2 separate regions of the Homo sapiens genome follow, and region 2 is linked to region 1. Evidence: read pairs that join two places in POLR2A ChIA-PET (ENCODE). Cell type or tissue: A673. All regions are shown on one strand. Links, peaks and the distances in the headings refer to the core of each region. The heading gives the core; the rest is flanking DNA.

Region 1 (7,054 bases), core at 1,088-5,087:
TAACGCAAATTGAGCTTTCCTTTAGCCAGCCTGCACGCCTTTGAAGAAGGTGAAGAAATGGCTTTCTTAAATTTTAGTGATTTAGATTAGACCGTTTAGCAACTATAGGGAAGCACAGTAAACTATCGTGATTGCCTCATTGCATGGTGAGGTCTGTGTTTAACTCTATGAGAATTCAAGGGTGATAACTGTTCCTGCTTGGGGCAAACACTTCTATGTTGAGCAAGGGGTGAATGCTAGATGTTTTTCTGACCAGTTACCCCCACAGGTCATTGCTGAGGGACGTGGTGATGGCAGCAGTGAATCACTAGTTCCTAGGACTGACTAGGTAGCTGGGTTTCAGGGGTAATGACGTGCAACAGGCCCAACAGACATCACCGAGAATGGGCACCTGTGAGATTCTAAGAACCTCAGGACAAAAAGACTTCCTGCAAGTCCAAGTCCTGACTATGACGAGATATGACCTATGTTATACTCCAAACTAGTGAAATGGAATATTTCCATCCTTTTAAGACTTATGCTTTTTTATTATTAGCTTTTTTTTTTTTTTGAGACGAAGTCTCGCTCTTGTTGCCCAGGCTGGAGTGCAATGGGTGCGATCTTGGCTCACTGCAACATCTGCCTCCCAGGTTCAAGTGATTCTCCTGCCTCAGCTTCCTGAGTAGTTGGCATCACAGGCACCTGCCACCATGCCCGGCTAATTTTTGTAGTTTTAGTAGAGACAGGGTTTCACCATGTTGGCCAGGCTGGTCTCTAACTCCTGACCTCAGGTGATCCGCCCATTTCGGCCTCCCAAAGTGCTGGGATTACAGGTGTGAACCACCACACCTGGCCTAAAATTGTTTTATTTCAATAAAGCACCAATAGAATTCCATTTGCAGTGGTATAGTGTGTATACCTTTGTAATTAACAACACCAAGTAGATAGATAGGCTTCCTTCACACTGTAAAACATTATTTATTTTGAAATTATTAAAGAGTCACAGGAAATTGCAAAAATAGTACAGAGAGATCCCTTGTATTCTTTATTGTTTGTTTGTTTCCCATGTACCCTTTACTCAGTTTATCTCATGGTAACATCTTACATAACTATATTGGTATTTTTCAAATTTTCTATAAGATTTTATAATAGAAAAAGAAAGTCTTTTTCCAGTTATTGAAGGTTTTTGTTTTAAACTTTTGTTCTGAATTAGGTCTCTATCCTTGCTATACATACTTCATCTAATCTAACTCTCTGCGTATCACCAGAGGTGATATTCGAAATATTTAAAGATATTGAAAAATTAGTTCTGCTTTAAGTATGTCCAGTTGGAATACAGCCTGGTTCCAAGAACTAAAACAGAGCCCTGGGCATTCATGCTTCAGCTCTTCAGTCTCTAGATCATGAAGATATCTGGGAAAGGGAGGTAGGGAAGGTGGCTCTTGATCAACAGTATGGACATGTTTCAGCATCTGGACCATCATGCAGCTGTGCTGGAGAGCACCAGCTCATACCCAGCCCATATTTTCCTGTAATGCATTCATCCCATTGCTTTGAATTCATTGGATTATCCTTATTTGCCTCCTAAATATATTATCAGCTCTTTGAAAGCAAAGGCATATGCTTAATTTAACTCTAGAGCTCAGCATTGTGCCTTACTCAATATGTGACAAATTACTATTATTATTTTGAGACAGAGTCTTACTCTGTCGCCCAGGCTGGAGTTCAGTGGCACGATCTCGACTCACTGCAACCTCAGCCTCCTGGGTTCAAGTGATTCTCCTGCCTCAGCCTCCTGAGTAGCTGGATTACAGGCACATTCCACCACGCCCGGCTAATTTTTGTATTTTTGTAGAGACGGGGTGTCACCATGTTGGCCAGGCTGGTCTTGAACTCCTGACCTCGTGATCCGCCCACCTTGGCCTCCCAAAATGCTGGGATTACAGGCGTGAGCCATGACGCCCAGCCGTGACAAATTATTAATACATAAATGAAATGTTAAGTTCTAGTCCTGGGCCTGTCCTTAAACTAGCTGCATGAGCCTAGGCAGGTAACTCACTCTGCTCTCAGGATCCTCTTCTGTAAAATAAGATTCTTAAAATTTTCGGTCCCTTTGAGCTCTAAAGCTTCATAAGGAGTTTGCTAAGAGTTTCAAGAATTGCAATACTAATGGAAAACCTAGTGATAAAATAAAATTAAATCTTGGCAAATATCTGAGTGTCTATTATATGCAAAATACATAATTTTAAAAAATCTGGTGGGAAAGAAAAATGACTAAACAATCTTGCTTATGAAGAAATCAGTCTAGTGAAGACCATCTGCTATAATACTGTGATACAAGACAGAATGAAATAAGTGCTATAGGTGCTATAATATTATAATAAGGGCTATAATAGGCACACAAATAAGGCATTTCAGAAGTACATAGAAAGGAGCAATGCACTTTAATTGCCATCTAATTGTCACAACTCTGTGACATTTGTAACCAATTTCTTCCTCAAATTCCATGATTTAACTAATAAAGATTGAAAATATGGTATTGAGTGAATAAATAATATTTTAAGGCCATCGTTATTCATGGCACATGGTAAGTTATCTTTAAATATTTTTACAGTAGCTATCATCCTTTGAGCTGCTATTATCAACAGTTTGATAATATTTATGTGCATTGGGTTAAGAAATTTAAACATATCTCAGTAAATTTTCATCACAATCCCACGAAGTAGGTATATTAATTTTACAGATGAGGAAATCAATCAAGTAATTTACCTGAGGTCATACAGTTAGTAAGTGGCCATGCCCAGATTCAAATGAGGTTTGTCAGCTCCAAAGCTCTTGCTTTTTTTTTCTTTGTATATACAGAAAGAAAGTATAAAGCATTTGCTCTTAACTGCCATTTAAAAATAATGCACATCATAGCACTTTTAGTGACAAATATAAGATCATATAACTTTCACCAATATCAATAACAGAAAGGTAATATTAGTAAATGGGATGTCCTGGTACAAATTTTCCAGGATCATGAACCATTTGTCAGATTTTTACCCAGTATATGATTTTATTATTTATTTTATTTTATTTTTCTCCACCTGGCACTGAATTTGCACAGATTTTATCAAATACAGCACTTCAAAAATGTGAATTTAGTTTGGGTATAATTTTCCCAGGAAATACCAGTCAAAAATATTTTTACCAGTTCTTGTGTGCCAGTTACAGATTTAATGCCTCACAGCTCCAAATTCAACCTTTTTGCCTGTTCTGTGAAAATAGGCCTGGGCCTTTAAATATTTGTCCTTTGCCAGCTGACACTGAAGTTTGTCATAGAGGGAGCTGGAGAGACATTGCAGGAAAAAAGGATTTTTTTTTTTTTTTGAGACGGAGTCACCCAGGCTGGAAGCTCTGCCTCCCGGAGTCACGCCATTCTCCTGCCTCCCTAGTAGCTGGGACTACAGGCGCCCGCCACCAGGCCCGGCTAATTTTTTTTTGTATTTTTAGTAGAGACGGGGTTTCACCACGTTAGCCAGGATGGTCTCGATCTCCTGACCTCGTGATCCACCCGCCTCGGCCTCCCAAAGTGCTGGGATTACAGGAGTGAGCCACCGTGCCTGGCCAGAAAGAAGGATTTTATTTCTTGGTTCCTGCAGCATGCTTGAGTTACTGTGTAGCTTCCTCTAATACCAGGCCCCTTGGGCAGCACACGTCACTTCCCTGGTGGCCAGCTCCTATTGCATGAGGTGCTTCTCTAGTGTCCTACCCTTGAAGTGCATGGCAGCTCAGCAGCCAGGTTCCCCTGGTATCCTCCTCAGTGCTTCTATAGTGGCATGCACTCGAGGGAGCAGATTTCCAGCATGCTTTACTAATATAGCACCATGATGGACTTCTAAGCCATCTAATAAGCCATGGCCAAGCCCTCTCCAATAAGACCTGGATCTCAACTTTGGGGGCTATGGGGAATGGCTATTAGATGTACTGTTATATATTAGACCTGCATATATATATGTGCATATTTCCTATATTCTTTAGATTTCTCTTTTTACTAATGCATCCGTCATTACTCCAATCTCCTGTCCTGCCTCAGCCTCCTGAGTAGCTGGGATTACAGGCATGTACTACCACACCTGGCTAATTTTGTATTTTTAGTAGAGATAGGGTCTCACCATGTTGGCCAGGCTGGTCTTGAGCTCCTGACCTCAGGTGATCTGCCCACCTCGGCCTCCCAAAATGCTGGGATTACAGGTGTGAGCCACTGCACCCGACTTTTTTTTTTTTTTTTTTTGAGGGGGAGTCTCATTCTGTCGCCCCAGCTGGAATGCAGTGGCATGATCTCAGCTTACTGCAACCTCTGCCCTCCTGGGTTCAAGCGATTCTCCTGCCTCAGCCTCCAGAGTAGCTGGGACTATAGATGCGTGCCACCACACCTGGCTAATTTTTTTTTTTTTTAGTATTTTTAGTAGAGACAGGTTTCGCCACGTTGGCCAGGCTGGTCTTGAACCCCGACCTCAGGTGATCCGCCCGCCTTGGCCTCCCAAAGTGCTGGAATTATAGGTGTTAGTCACCGCACCTGGCCATATTTCTATTAGGCTTTCTCTGCCGTAATTCCTATTTGGTTTCCCTCTCCTGATTACACCCAGACTGATATACCTTGGTAAAAATCACAACTTATACCCTACTCTCTTATTTCTCAGTCAACTCAAAAAAGATAAACAAATGCCATGCATTTTAATTTCCTTTTGACATCTGAATTGTCCTGGAGTTTTACCTCCTCCATTTTGCTCCCCCTCCCACAAAGTCCTTCTTGATATACCCTATATTTTAGCTTCAGAGACTGTGGTGCTATTCTACAGAACAGACTGTGTTCTTGCCCATTCTCATAGACCCCAGTTCTTCTGCCCAGAATCTGTCCTTCCTGTAATGTTCTTCTTTTTTTTTTTTTTTTTGAGATGGAGTTTTGTTCTTGTTGCCCAGGCTAGAGTGCAATGGCGCCACCTTGGCTCACCGCAACCTCCGCTGCCCGGGTTCAAGTGATTCTCCTGCCTCAGCCTCCCAAGTAGCTAGGATTACAGGCATGTGCCACCACTCCTGGCTAATTTTGTATTTTTAGTAGAGATGGGGTTTCACCATGTTGGTCATGGCTGGTCTCGAACTCCCAACCTCAGGTGATCTGCCCGCGTCAGCCTCCCAAGTGCTAGGATTACAGGCGTGAGCCACCGTGCCCGGCCCCTGTAATGTTCTTAAAGAATCCCCACTTACCTTCAAGATCCAACTCCAGTATTATCTTTGCGAAGCTTCTTTGGCAGAGTTTTTCACAGATCTCTATTTTAGCAGTTAGCACACAGTATTTTATTTTTTCCAATAGACTAAAAGCTCCTTGAAGACAAGGACTGTGTCCTGTTTATTTTTATACTCCAAGCTCCTAGAATAGTGCCCAACACAAGTAGGAAATCAGTAAATGTTTGTCGAATAAATGTGTCTGCATATGATGCAAGAGATGGAAAATTTTCAAAGCCATTATTATTTATGATAATTGGCTATGACACAACTCAGCATTTCCTTTCTGACCATGTTATGAAAGTTATGGCAACTCAGGCCAGGCACAGTGGCTCACGCCTGTAATCCCAGCACTTTGGGAGGCCGAGGCGGGCAGATCACGAGGTTAGGAGTTTGAGACCAGTCTGACCAACATGATGAAACCCCGTCTCTACTAAAAATACAAAAATTAGCCGGGCATGGTGACGAGCACCTGTAATCCCAGCTACTCAGGAGGCTGAGGCAGGAGAATCATTTGAACCAGGGAGGCAGAGGTTGCAGTGAGCTGAGATCGTGCTACTGCTCTCCAGCTTGGGCGACGGAGTGAGACTCTGTCTCAAAAAAAAAAAGAAAGAAAGAAAGAAAGAAAGTTACGGCAACTCAGAGAATCAATTCTGCTCTCTGCTCTTGCAATTATTAGGACCTCCAGAGTCTGACTTACTCTGATCAGCTTAAAACCAGAATAGTCTCAAGTTTCTGTCCCTGGACCAACAAGGCAAGATGCTATTCCTAGCCTCAAGGTCTTATCTCAGTTCCTTACCTAGGGCGACTATATCAATAACCATGTGTCTTTAGTTAGCCAGCCTAGGGAGATCTTGGTGAGTTAACTACTGTCTTTTTTTTTTTTTTTGAGACATGGCCTCACTTTGTTGTCCAGGCTGGAGTGCAGTGGCACGAACATGGCTCACTGCAGCCTCAAACTCCCAGGCTCAAGTGATCCTCCTGCCTCAGCCCACCAAGTATCTGGGACTTCAGGCACGAGCCACCACACCCGGCTAATTTTTCTCTGACTTGTAGAGATGGGATTTTGCCGTATTTCCCAGGCTGGTTTTGAACTCCTGACCTCAGGTGATCCACCCGCCTCAGCCTCCCAAAGTGCTGGGATTACAGGTGTGAGCCACCATGCCCAGCCTTAACTGTCTTTTTAAACTTCACCTTTCTCACCTATACCTAACTCATGGAGGATGATTACATGAGACAATGCAAATAAAGCTTGCATGGTGCCTGACACCAAATGATCATTCAAATATTAGGTGCTAATAACATTCCCTTGTGCCCAGGGTTGCCAGAATTCCAACAGATCCTCCTTGTTCTTTTTCCCGGTTTGGAGATGGATCCCAGCCTGGACATTCTGACAGTGCATTCCTGGCAGCTTTGGAGATCTGGACAGCAGTCTTTACCCATTCTCTGCTACATAATGCCCAATTTATGATTTGGGCATCTCCAGTTCATCTCCTTGGAGCCCAGCCCATGCCACATCTCAGATTCACCTCTGTAAACCCACAGGTTTTATAGGTCATTCAGGATCCCTCAAGTCTCTCTCTGTCTCCTTTACCAGCTCTTGGCCTCTCCCACCCTGTATTCTCTCCCCACAGCTGATCACAGTCCAGCACATACAGTGACAGTTCAAAAGGAACAAAAGCAGAAGAAATTTCAGATCTTTTCCTCCCCAAAGCAGAATTTGTTGGGAAATTTCTAATCAGAAATAAATGATCCTGGGGTTTCAATATAATTGACGCGGAAGTAAGTGTGCTGCTAACCAGTATCT
Region 2 (7,054 bases), core at 1,186-5,185, 51 kb after region 1:
ACTGATGAAGGAACTGAGGAAGCTTAGTCTAGCCTAGAATAAAGAAGACCTGAAGGAGCTAGAACTATCTTGCAAGATGTAAAAGGCTGTTATAGGCATGAGGTTGTAGTGCAAGTTTGTGCTTCTTCAAGTGGAAGGCCAAGGAAGGCCAGTCTCTTAAACAAACAAGAATCTAACAGCAATCGCCTTTCCATCTCCTGAACCAGAGGTGGGATGGCCATCAGGTGGGAATGTGGGAGAAGGAGTTTCTGCATCGTGTGTCAGGCTGAACAAGAGGCCACTCAGGCTTGCAGCGGTCTTGTCACCACTTTGTGCCAGTGCCCAGAATAGTGCTGGCCACATAGAAGGCACTTGATAAATATTTACTGAAGAAATGAATAAACAGTCTTCTACTAATTGAAGATTCATTCAACTAACATTTATTAAATTTTTCTGTGTGTTAGGTCTGTGCTTGGCTGCAGAGGCTGTTTCAGGTAAAAGGACTCAGTCCCATCCTAAGGGGGAGTGTATCATTCTGGTTGGAGCACCAGGTAGAGCTAGACTGTCTGGGTTTGAAATCCAGCCCTGCCAATTACTTTACTTTGTTATGCCTCAGTTTCCTCAACTATAAAACGGGAGTGAAAATAGCATTCACCCGAAGGAATTATTTTGATAACTAAGTGAATTAACACTTGGCATTAACCACTCAAATGTTAATGATTATCATGGTACAGACTTTCCAGCAGGGCCACAGGTAAGTTACTATTATGTGATGGATGCTTTGATGGGTGCATCCAGACTGAAATATGTGAGCACCTGGACAGGTTAATAAATAGAAATTTTATCGAATCAATGTGCTGTAAATCTTTATTCAGTTTTGGGTTTTTTTGTAACAGAGTCTCGCTCTGTCATCTAGGCTGGAGTGCAGTGGTGCCATCATGGCTTACGGCAGACTCAACCTCCTAGACTCAAGCGATCCTCCCACTTCAGCCTCCCAAGTAACTGGGACCACAGGCATGCGCCACCACACCTGGCTAGTTTTTACAATTTTTGTAGAGATGGGGTCTCGCTATGTTGCCCAGGCTGATCTTGAACTCCTGGGCTCAAGCAGTCCTTCCACCTTGGCCTTCCAAAGTGTTGAGATTACAGGCATGAGCCACCACACTTGGCCATTTATTCAGTTTTTAAAACGGAAGAGGCTGAGCACTTGCGGAGGCAGGACTGCTGCTCACCCACCAGAGTTTTTTGGTGGTACTTTCCCTTCCTCTAGAGCTTTCTAGCATATACACTAGACATATATATTATATGTTGGGACCCTGTCAGGAGGGAAGGGCGAAGAAAGGAGGCCTGACACCCAAAGTTCTGAGCAATTCCACTCTGGCCCCAAATTCGCATTCCCCACTGGACCAAACAACCACTCCACAGTAAAACAGAGGTGACACCCTTGGAAGGCATGCCCCTTGGGGCACATTACCCCCAACCCTGAGGGACTTATCAGCATATTATTTCTAACCACATAGTGTACTATCCTGACAGGATTCTAGGAGATAAAATTTTTCTAATCTTATTACATCTCCTGTGATTTTTATTCCCCCTTGTAGATTTCTGCCCCAGGTGGTTGATCAGCTGGTCACCCCTTAACCCCTCTCTGCTCATGGGGGCTGTACAGAGTGCCCTGAGGTTGGTACCTGGTCCTGAATTGGAGGGTCAGGGAAGGGTACCTGGTCCTGAATTGGAGGGTCAGGGAAGACTAAAGGATATGTAGGAGTTAGCTATGCAAGCAGTTGGCAGGAATGGAACAGCATGTGCAAAGACCTGAGGTCGGTGGAGCATGGCACATTCAGGGGAATGGAAGTAGTTTAGTGTGGCTGGCACATAGGGCATAGGGTGTGTGCATGGAGAGGGAGAATGAAGAAAATGCTGGAGAGGTGTGCAGGCTCAAGCTCGTGAGTGGCCGTGGAGGTTGTGTTAAGGACTTTAAGCTTGATCCTGAGCCACAGTAGGTATCTCTGAAGGGTTTTAAGGAAGGTGGTGAATGGAACAGGTTTGCATTTTAGAAAGAGCACCCCATCTGGAGAAGGGATCAAGAAGGATGGGTGTGTGTATGTGTGTGTGGGTGCGTGTGCATGCGCGTGTGTGCACACTCCACCGCAAATGTGCTGGGGAAGGGATGGTGTGGTAGGTAGGGCTGGATGCAGGGAGAAGAGTTAGGAGGGTGTTGCAATACCTCCTGCAAGAGATGAGGGGACACTGAAATAAGAAAGCCACAGCATCGTGAATGGAGAGAGTTGTAAACACATTTGGGAAGAATTAACAACCTCTGGCTATTGGCTGGAAGCTGAGGATAATATTTTGGGAGTTCTCTGGCTCTTAACGACAGTATGTGCAAGATACTAGGCCAAAACCAAAGGGACAAAAATGTTACATGTGAATGCCTGACCCCCCCTTCTTGACTAGAAGTATTGTACCTACAATTTCTTTCTCTCTTCCTCCTTTTTTTTTTTCTCTTTAAAATGTCTCCTTATATAGTATACAGTAAAGAGCTTGGGTATGAGTTAGGCTGTCATTAACCACAGCAGTAAGGTTTATTATGGTGTGTATTTTCACTTATTTGAACCACATTTATTCAATTGTAAATAGGGAAGCTGGGTGTGGTTGTGTGCACCTGTAGTCCTAGCTAATCGAGAGGCTGAGGTGGGAGAATTGCTTGAGCCCAGAAGTTAAAGGCCGTAGTGCTCTATATTTGTGCCTATGAGTAGTCATTGTACTCCAGCCTGGACAACATAGCGAGACTCCATTTCTAAAAAAATAAAATTAAAAAACTTATCAAGTTGTACACTTTATTTTTTTATTTGAATTGTACACCTTAAATATGTGCAGTTATTGCATGTCAATTACATCTCAATAAAACTGTTTTATTGATTGATTGATTGATTGATTGATTGATTGAGATGGAGTCTCTGTTACCCAGGATGGAATGCAGTGGCCGATCTTGGCTCACTGAAACCTCTGCCTCCTGGGTTCAATTCATTCTCCTACCCCAGCCTCCCAAGTTGCTGGGATTGCAGGTGCCCGCCACCATGCCCGGGTAATTTTTGTATTTTTAGTAGCAATGGGGAGACGGGGATTTGCCATGTTGGACAGGCTGGTCTCAAACTCCTGACCTCAGGTGATCCACCCGCCTTGACTTCCTGAAGTGCTGGGATCACAGGCATGAGCCACCGTGCCTGGCCTCAATAAAGCTGTTTTAGAAAATTATAAATGGGGATAGTCATACCTACCTCATAGCATTAGGATTATGATTCAGTGTGGGTTTTTCCATTTGGACCCAGACCTGAATTTCTTGCTGATGGAGGATGGGACACTGCACCACCCTGCACCCATGTACCCAAGCTGAAACCCCATGATTCCCCCTTCCTTTACCGCTACCCCCACGTGAATCACTGTCACTTGTTGCTTTGATGGCTGCAGTAGCTTCTTTTTTTTTTTACATTTAATTATTTATCTTTTTTATTTTTTAAATTTTCCACCCCAGAAAATCCTTAATGCACCAGCTTCTTCTGTGCCACTCTGCTTCCACTTTCCTCCTTCTATGAGCCTTTTTCCCTTTCCTCCATAGGGCAGTAAGGTGATCTATTTTGTTGTTTCAGTTCATTGTTTTTGTTTGTTTGTTGTTTGTTTGCTTTTTTTTTGAGATGGAATTTTACTCATCGCTCAGGCTGGAGTGCAATGGCACGATCTTGGCTCACTGCAACCTCTGCCTCCCAGGTTCAGGCAATTCTCTTGCCTCAGCCTCCAGAGTAGCTGGGATTACAGGCATGCACCACCACGCCTGAATAATTTTGTATTTTTAGTAAGACAGGGTTTTACCATGTTGGCCAAGCTGGTCTCGAACCCCTGACCTCAGGTGATCCACCTGTCTTGGCCTCCAAAGTGCTGGAATTATAGATGTGAGCCATCGCGCCCTGCCTGGTTGGTTGTTTTTTGTAACAACTTTATTGAGATATAATTCACATACTATAAAATGCACCCATTTAAAGCATTCTTGAGTATATTCACAGAGTTGTGCAACCATTACTGCTAATTTTTATAACATTTTAATCGCCCCAAAAAGGAACCCCATACTCATTAGTAGTCACTCCTTATTCCTCCTTCTCCCCAGAAGGAGAGCAACAGCTAATCTATTTTCTCTTAGTTCTGGCAACAACTAATCTATTTTCTTTCTCTATGGATTTGCCTATTCTGGATATTTCATGTAAATGCAATCATACAAAACTGGCTTCTTTCAATTAGCATAATATTTTTAAGGTTCATCTATGTTGTAGCATGTATCAGGATTCTATTCATTTTCACAGCCAAATGATATTACATTGCATGCATGTAATGCATTTTGTTTATCATTTATCAGCTGATGGATCTTTGAGTTTTTTCTGCTTTTTGGCTCTTATGAATGATGCTGCTATGAACATTTGTATACAATATTTTATATGGACTTAGGTTTTCAGTTGTTTCAGGTGCATACTTAGAAGTGGAATTGCTGGATCATGTAATAACTCCATGTTTAACATTTTTTATGGGCTGTCAAATTGTTCTCTAAAGTGGCTGCATCATTTTACAACCTGCCAGCAACCCACCAATTTCTCCACATCCTTGCCAACACTTGTCATCCTAGTGGATATGAAGGGGTATCATTGTGGTTTTGATTTGCATTTCTTTAATGATTAGTGATGTTGAGCATCTTTTCATGTGCTTATTGGTCATTTTTATATTTTCTTCGGAGAAATGTCTCTTCATGTCCTTTGCCCATTTAAAAAGTTGGGTTGCCTTTTTATTATTGAGTGTAGGAGTTCTTCATATATTCTGGATACAAGTCCCTTATCAGACATATGATTTGCAAATATTATCTCCCATTCTTATGGGTTTTTACTTTCTTTGTAGTGTGCTCTGAAGCACAAACATTTTTAATTTTTTGAGAACTCCAATATATCTTTTTCTTCTTTTGTTGCCTGTGCTTTGGTGTTGTATCTAAGAAACCATCACCTGAACCAACGCCACAAAGATTTATTTCTACGTTTTCTTCTAAATATTTTATAGTTTTAGGCCTATTTATTTGTTTACTTGGTTATTGCCCCTTCCACTCACTTAAGCCCCATGAGGACCAGGCCATGTCTATCTTATTGACCTTAATCTGTAACACCTACTATAGTGTCTGGCACATAATAGGTGCTCCGTAAATATTTTTTTAAAGAGCGTCGTAAATGTTTCTTCTGTTCCCAGCATCCTTTCCACTTTTTGCCGATTCTGTTACCCCCATTTGACATCACCTTTTGCCTGGATTTTCTTCCATTTCTGTTTTTCATAAAATGTGAAACCATGGAGTAGAACATCCATTTTTGCTCTTTTTGGTTTTCTTTTCTTTCCTCTTCTTATTGCTTTTAGCATGTAAAAATCGGTGTCAGGATTCAGTTCTCCAGCCCATAACAATTTTATTTTTCTTTTCTGAAACCTTTGCAATGGCAGCTCAACATAGTGTTCTCTTGGTCTTGTGTTTTCATATGAGTAAGACTTTTCTCGTCAATGAAGATGTAGGCTCTCTGAGAACAGAAGTTGTCTTCTAACCCAGAGAGTGGTTGTTTGAGTTCTGGACAAGTAAATGTCAATAAACACTAGGGGGTTGATCAGCAGCCCTTTTAAAAACCCAATAAGACTCAGGTGTGCTATGCTTAAAATGTCATAAATTCTGAATCAATGGATTCTGAAATTGTTAGAACCCTACAGCATACAAAATTTAATTAACCAAGCACTTTTTGTGAGGAAATTTTATTAGAAGTAATCACATAATACTACTGGCCATTATCACGTAATATTATTGGCCATTACTTTCAATGGCAAAAACTGCAATTACTTTTGCACCGACCTAAGAATACTATGTATTCTCAAAAATCCTGCAGAATAATTTCCTCTGGGTGCCTCTGTTTAAACAGAGAAACAGGGCCCTTTGTTTGGTGTAATATCTCTGCACACATTTCTGCCTCATATCAATTCAGCAGGATTATAATCATAAAAAAGAAAAACCCCTTCATCTTAATGTTAAACTGTACTCCCCCTGCTGATAGAAATTCTTTTGATGAAGACCACAGCCAGAAACATGGCTAAAGACCATTTTACCTGAAAGCCCCTCATTCTGGATTAAATTTTTTTTTTTTAGTTTGCCATCTTGTTTAGCATTTATAGATATCCCAATACCTGAGAAGTAACCTCAAAAGATGATTGAAACTTTTGATCCAAGAAATAACTCACACATTTGTTTTGCTTTGCTCTAATCTTCAGAGCTGTGCATCATGCTGACAAGTCCTCGATTTTTAAAAAACACATTTTCCTTTGGGCTTTCCCCCGCTTTCATTGTGGTAATATTTTCTCCTATCTTCCATCTGCTAAAAAAGTAGGTGTAACAGTCTAATCAGCTTTTACCAACTTTTCTGCAAGAACAAGGCAGAAAATATGAAGATATAAATCAAAAATTGTTATTATTGTTTATGTAGTGGTGATATATAGTTCCACTGGGCTTCGTGTTTTACATGGCCACTTTGAAAACACAGAACGCTGCTCAGGCACCAGCGATTTGTTTCTGAGCCCTGTGCTTGGATGTTTCTAATAAATATTATTCTGTCTCTGATTTTATGATATCAACAAGATACCAAAGCAATAAAATATTTTCAGACTCCTCATATTAAGTCTATGTTGTCAAACAAAGATAATGACCCTGAACTTCAAGAATGGTAGGTAGACAAAACATTAGGCATAAAATAGCTAAATTTTTGTAAATCATAATAATTATGATGATAGTTTTATGCCATGGGACAATGTCAGGAAGGATGTATATAAACATATTAAGCCATGTTATTTCTTAATAGAGAAATTGTAGGTGATTTTAATTTTCTTTTTCTTTTTTTGCTTATCTGTATTAATTTTTCTTCATGAGTGAATATTACTTTTGAATTTAAGAAGATCGTTTTCTTTTTTTTTTTTTTTCAGACAGGGTCTCACTTTGGTCCACTAGGCTGGAGTGCAGTGA

What was found. Peaks named below come from ENCODE experiments on the same cell type or tissue, not always from the same donor. Only the 100,000 strongest peaks of a DNase experiment are listed, where the experiment ranks them.
Region 2: POLR2A ChIA-PET joins it to region 1 with 10 read pairs; 3 of 35 experiments call an interaction of 5 or more read pairs at or near these places.

Annotation. Positions count from the first base shown.
Region 1 is chr11:34,014,153-34,021,206 of GRCh38, reverse strand. No RefSeq gene overlaps it. Among named protein-coding and RNA genes, the nearest start is that of CAPRIN1, 34 kb to the left of the region's middle. In A673, for the core only: no CTCF peak of the experiment used is centred there; a DNase peak (open chromatin) is centred at 3,300; H3K27ac peaks cover 56 bases.
Region 2 is chr11:33,962,802-33,969,855 of GRCh38, reverse strand. No RefSeq gene overlaps it. Among named protein-coding and RNA genes, the nearest start is that of LMO2, 74 kb to the right of the region's middle. RefSeq lists a silencer at 1-234. In A673, for the core only: no CTCF peak of the experiment used is centred there; no DNase peak of the experiment used is centred there.